Regions from separate parts of the Homo sapiens genome. Here region 2 is linked to region 1. A link is a loop called in an ENCODE intact Hi-C map of the cell type or tissue named here. Cell type or tissue: GM12878. All regions are shown on one strand. Links, peaks and the distances in the headings refer to the core of each region. The heading gives the core; the rest is flanking DNA. Region 1 overlaps PAQR5 (progestin and adipoQ receptor family member 5). Region 2 overlaps SPESP1-NOX5 (SPESP1-NOX5 readthrough).

Region 1 (2,905 bases), core at 219-2,718:
ATGCGGACATTCTCCAGGCTATTGTGCTCCACTCAGTCCTCAGGGCAACCGAGCACAAATGGCCCACCCGGAGATTCCTGTTTCAGGAGAAAGGGACACCACTGTGTGCCCGGAGAAGCCCCACAGCCTCCCAAGACAAACCCCAACTTCACTCCAGCCCACTTTCGTGTTTCTTCTTTCCTGACCCTGCCTGTAAGTCATACATGGTACATGGCATGTACCAGGTGAGAAGCTCAAGGAGAAGGAACTAGGATGCATCATCCCCCCCGAAAAAGAACCAAACTCCCGGAGAGGTGAGGCAGCGCAGCACTGTGATTTTATGTGGAGAGCTTGATTGGGACACACTGGGTTCAAATCCTGACCCTGCCCTTCACAACCACGTGACCTCGGCAGGTCACTAACCTTTGTGTACCTCCTGATCCTCATGTGTAACACAGGGACAATGACTGTGCCTTGTCACAGCCTCGTTGTATGGATTTGATGAAACGATGCTCCCGAGGTGTTTAGAACTGTGCATGGCACAGTCGCACAGACTAAACAGCAGCTTTTAAAAACACATGCATCGTGGAGCTCCATTCTCTCCCCATCCCCACCTTGTATCTATGTTGGTCCAGATAATAGGAACAGGAGGGAACAAATAGGTTCTGGGTGATTTGCCTGAAGTCAGATGAGCCAATAAGAAGCAGAGCTAGGATTTAAACCCTGGGCTTTCTGGCCCCCAAGTGTCACCCCCTCTGTCTCAGGCAGTAGGCTGCGCAGACTCAGACCCCGCCCGGCCTTCACCCTTCCCTGCCCGCTCTGCCCCTGGAGCAGAGGGCACACACTCCTGCTATCCCGAGAGCCAGGTATCTGCCTCACCGGCCTTCTTAGTCCTCCGGCAGACCCTGCCCTGCCGCGGCAGGCCGCCCCCTCCTGCCCTGTGCCCTGCCACCGCCTGCCGTCTCCAGGTTGAGAGGCTCGCTCTTAAAGGGCCCCTGTGGCCACTTACACGCGAAGAAATCTGGCTGTGGCTGGCGAAGGCCATCCCCCAAAGCATGGATTTTCTGTGACTTGAGACAACATTTCGCTCGGCCTGATAAAGTGTTTCCCCAGGGGCAAACGGACCAGCCTCTCCAGCTGCAAAGCCGGGTCTAGAGGGAAAAGAGAAGGAGAAAAAGCAGAAGAGAAGAGAGACAGCAACAGAGAGAAAAAGGCAGAAGGGCCAGTAGCTCGGGAGAGGGGCCGTCCGCTACCAAGTTGCAGTTCCGCATTAGGCCACGCGATGTCGCCACAGCCAGAGCAGAACCACAGCCGCAGCATCCTCAGAGGCGCCCCACGTGCGGCCCCACAGCCCAGCCTGCTCGGGCTTAGGGCAGTCCCGCACCAGAGGGCTAAGGGGCTGCTATAGAGGAAGTGAGGTCTCTGCTCAGAACGAGGTTGGCAGGACACACTGGGTTACGGGAGAAGCCTTCGTTAAGAAAGGGTCGATTCAACACAATCTGACAAAAAAGCTGGAAGGATTGGCAACTGGAATTCCGGAACTAGGGCTTGAAACTAGCGGGCCTTTGGAAAAATCATTCTATTGCAGAGGCGCACGCACGAGTGCACGTGTGTGTGTACATGGGGGCGGTAGTTATGGTTGTTTTATTGTGTAGGAGTTGTCTTATTTTGGAGAACTGCAGGGATGTAGACATTTCCCCATGCCCCTAACTGGCTATAGCAGCACTTTATCCTCTGGCCAAGCCTCTGTCTGAGAACCATGTCTGCTGAGCCTTCTACCTCCAGCGCTGACCTCAAACCCCTTCCAGGTCAGCTCCACCCCTCTGAACTGCCTCAGCAACTGCCTCTAAGCTGTCCTTAGAGCAGAGCTCATGGGTGAAAATTAATCTCTCGCCCTCACTGCTCTGACCAGGAGGTTTTTCACTCAGCAGCTCTTTGAAAAAAAAAAAACAAAAAACAAAAAAAAAACAATCAATGGTTGGATGCACTGGAAGGAGATGGACAGTGATTTGTCCATACAGTACTTGCTGTGTAACTGACATTCCTGAAGGGAGTGGCAGCCGTTTCCTGTGCAGGCATGAGCAGGCCAGGGCCTCGGCCACCCCCACCTTGCTCCAAGAACCACGAAGAGGGCACGCATTCTCTCATTTCCCCTCTCAAATGCTACAGAATGAGAAGGCAGTTTTCTGGAACATTTTCATTTGAACCAAAGTCCATGACAATAAGAACCAAAAACCACTCAGGGGACGACAAAGCTCTCTATGTTGAGATTGGCCTTAATGGTCTGCCTTGTAATGGAACGAATGCCATTTCAACCCTGATTTTCGGGCAAGCATCAGATAACTGTCAAGCAAATACTGAGGTTCCTGGTCTCCCCCAGGAGGTCTTCCCCTCCCTGGAGGGGAAGGTGGTTCTCTCCCGCTCCTGCCCAACTGCAGCCGGATGGAGCAGGAGGGAGAGGCAGGGGTGGAGCCTGGGGGAGGAAGACAGCTGGGAAAGGAAGCTTGGAGAAGACACTAAGGCATCGACATTGCACGATGCCCAAACCAGAGAGGACCCAGAGGGTATTGTCTCAGATGCCCTCATTGAAGACGTAGACCCTGAGGCCCAGAGTGGACAGTGACTGCCCTGAGGCCATACAGCAAGTCTGGGGGAGCAGGGTTGAAATTCAGGCCTCCAGATACCCACACCCTCCTCTCTACCCACTTCTTCTGAAATTACTCAGGGCCAGCATCACTTCTGCACACGAGTCAGCTTTCTCACTCTCCAGACACCAAAGGCAGAGACAGGGAATGAAGAGAGGGGAGGACAGGCCTTGTAAGAGCAGCAAAACCATGGGTCAGGGAACGTGGAGCGAGGACGAGGTACAAAGGGCACTGGAAGGGCCACATGCCCACTCTACCTTTGGGTGCAAGAGTGTGGCATG
Region 2 (2,905 bases), core at 115-2,614, 360 kb after region 1:
AAAATCGGATTTTAGAGGTTTATTGCCTGCCCTGCCATTCATCTTCCTAAAGCTTCCCTCCTGGAGGGCTGGACTGGGTCTTGCATTTTGCTTCTCTCCTCCATAGCAATGGGGCTGCAGCTACACTATTCTCTATTTCCTTGGGGGTCTGACAGGGTATCCAGCTGCTCCACCCCACAAACTGTCCCTTGGGGTGAGTTGGAAAAGCACCTCCCCATCCCCCACCTTTGTACCTTGGAGGGGAGGAGGTTGACTTCCATGATGCACACGGCTGCCATGCGGGACACTGCCAGTCCGATGGCCTTCTCCAGGAAAAACAAGATTCCAGGCACCAGCAGCCACTTCCAGAAGTTGGGCCCATGAAAGATGAGCAGAAGCCACACGAGGAGGTAGGACAGGTGAGTCCAATAGAACACCTATGGGGGTAGGGGGGGCAGTCAACTTCCAGAGCTCAAGGCCTGGGGGGTGGAACAGAGCCAGGACTCAGGGTTATCCTCAAAGCCAGGGCAGTGCTCAGAGCCTTGACTCTCTCCCGGGGATGGAGTTGGGTAAGATGTTGGGGCTGGGAAGCTTCTTTTTCTGGGTGCTTGGCCAAAGGAGGCTGTAAGGGAAGATTCCTGATACCAGAGGCAAACATCTGAAATATCTGCCTGGGGAGGTTCTGGGCAGAGTGGACTGCCCCCACAGGGATCATGAGCATCAGTATCGCTACCCCCGACCCATTCTCAGAAGGAAGAAAGGAAAGACAGCAATGGCTTCCTGGGAGTGGAGAAGAAATAGCAGAAGACAATTTTAGCACCTTCTGAAGCTTTGTGATCTTGGGCAATTTCATTACTTTTCTGAGTGTGAAATTCCTCATGGGTCAAATGAGGATTCTGATTCCTACTTCAAAGGCTTGTTGCTGGCCCAGAGTAGGTACGTGCTCAGTATATGTCTATTTCTGATGTGGTCAGGCCACAAGATAGTCAAGCTCTCCAAACCAAGTCCTCTGTGACTTTCTGCATCTTGAGGAGGCTGGAGAGACAGAAGCAAAGATGGAACTAACATTTTCAGAGCACCTATGTGCTAGGATGTAGTTAGTGGTTTTACATGTATTATCGCCTATAATTCCTAAAATAACATAGAGAATTACACCTCCATTTTACAGATGAGAGAACTGAGGCTTGGAAAGGTTGAGCGACCAGTAAGCAGTGGAGTGGGGATTCAAAACCTGCTGAGCCTATGTTCCTTCCCCTCCCTGTACTGTTTTAAGCCCAACTTAATCCAAATAGGCTAAAGGGATAAGCCAGCAAAAAGGCAGACTCTTCCGCAGCAAAACATCTACACTTGGCAGACATAAACTACAGTCCAGTGGCAGAACACAGCAGCAGGTCCCAAATCACATGCAAATAATATGCAGACCAGCTTGGGACCTTCCTGGGCTCTGGAGTAAATCAGAGGGGACACAGAAAGAAATGAAAGTAGGACCCTGGCCTTGGGGGAAGCAAAAGGGCAGCAACTGGGGCACCTCAAAGTGGCCACTCCTGCGGATGCAGGAACTGGAGCAGATGAACATGAGGAGGAGCAGCAGCAGCAGAGCGACACCTGTCGGGGAGGCCGAACCGTGTACCCAGCCAATGCCAGGCCTCGTGGTGAGCAGCAGCTCCCAGAACTGGAAAGGGCTGGCCTCCGCCTGAGCCTGGAGTACTGGAAACAAGCTCAGAAAGGTTGAGTGACTGCAAGACCAGCTCTTCCCACTCCACCTTCCCATTGGGATCCCCACCCTGCACCATCAGATACTAGCACGGGCAGAAACTTTTGTCCAGAGCGTTGGCTTATCCAGGGCACCCCTTCTCTGCCCTTTGGGCAGGCAGTACACACAGGGGCTGGGCCCTGCATTCTGGGCTTGAGGCTGCTCAAGCTTCTCCCCGACCCAACCCTGCCCCAGATCACTCACCAAAGTTCACAGTGTGAGCCACGGTGTGCACGAGGGACAGCCCCACTACCACGTAGCCCATAAGCTGGTGGAACTGGATGTTCTGGTCCAGTGGTAGGACTTGAGCCAGCCACGTGGCCCGCAGCCAGGTGAGGCAGCGTCTGAGCATCAGCACCTGGCCAGGCAGAGTGGGAGAGAGCCCTGCCTCACTCTCTGTCTGCCTTGTCCTCTTTTCCCAGCCACCTCCCTGCATCCTCCTGAGCTAGCTGTGCTTTCTGAACAGGACACTCACCAAAGTCCCCTGCCCCCATGCCTTGTTGCTTCCCTGGATTCATACCTGGGGTCTCTAGAGGAGGATCTCCAGAATTGTGGCGGGAAGAGAAAGTTACAGAATGTCTATTTGTATTAATTTTTGTCTAAACACATGAGAAACATCTATGCTTTTACTAATATTTAATATATGGGCCAGGCGCAGTGGCTCACTCCACTAATCTCAGCACTTTGGAAGGCTGAGACAGTAGGATCACTGGAGCCTAGGAGTTTGAGACCAGCCTGGGCAACACAGCGAGACCCCTGTCTCTATAGAAAAAAAAAATTGTTTAATTAGCTGGGCATGGTGGCACACACCTGTAATCCTAGCTACTTAGGGGGCTGAGGCAGGAGGACTGCTTGAGCCCAGGATTGCTTGAGCCCAGGCGTTTGAGGTTACAGCAACCTATGATCAGTCCACTGCACTCCAGCCTGGGTGACAAAGACCATGTCTCAAATAAATAAATAAATAAATAAAATATCTCTGTTGACTTGGTGCCCTCATTTAGTCCATATGTCAGATGGGCACGTGTTGTGTTAGTTCTCGAGGTGCCTTGCAGGAGCCAAATCCAGAGTGGTTAACCAGGGTTCTCTCATTGCTCATTTGCTTTCAGTATATTTATGTTTGCCAAGGATGTGGACTTGTAGGTTACAGTATTTGACTTTACCAAAACTAAGCTA

What was found. Peaks named below come from ENCODE experiments on the same cell type or tissue, not always from the same donor. Only the 100,000 strongest peaks of a DNase experiment are listed, where the experiment ranks them.
Region 2: it touches region 1 in a loop (5-fold over the local background); 2 of 110 quality-filtered maps call a loop at or near these places.

What each region holds. Positions count from the first base shown.
Region 1 is chr15:69,393,144-69,396,048 of GRCh38, reverse strand. All of the region lies in intron 6 of PAQR5 (progestin and adipoQ receptor family member 5), which reads right to left. Among named protein-coding and RNA genes, the nearest start is that of KIF23, 20 kb to the left of the region's middle. In GM12878, for the core only: a CTCF peak has its summit at 1,256; no DNase peak of the experiment used is centred there.
Region 2 is chr15:69,034,539-69,037,443 of GRCh38, reverse strand. SPESP1-NOX5 (SPESP1-NOX5 readthrough) reads right to left here. Exons shown (of 17, transcript NR_033672.2): 7 at 1,937-2,090; 8 at 1,508-1,686; 9 at 234-416. It overlaps NOX5 (NADPH oxidase 5), which reads right to left. Exons shown (of 16, transcript NM_024505.4): 6 at 1,937-2,090; 7 at 1,508-1,686; 8 at 234-416. Among named protein-coding and RNA genes, the nearest start is that of NOX5, 21 kb to the right of the region's middle. RefSeq lists an enhancer at 164-1,363. In GM12878, for the core only: a CTCF peak has its summit at 1,583; no DNase peak of the experiment used is centred there.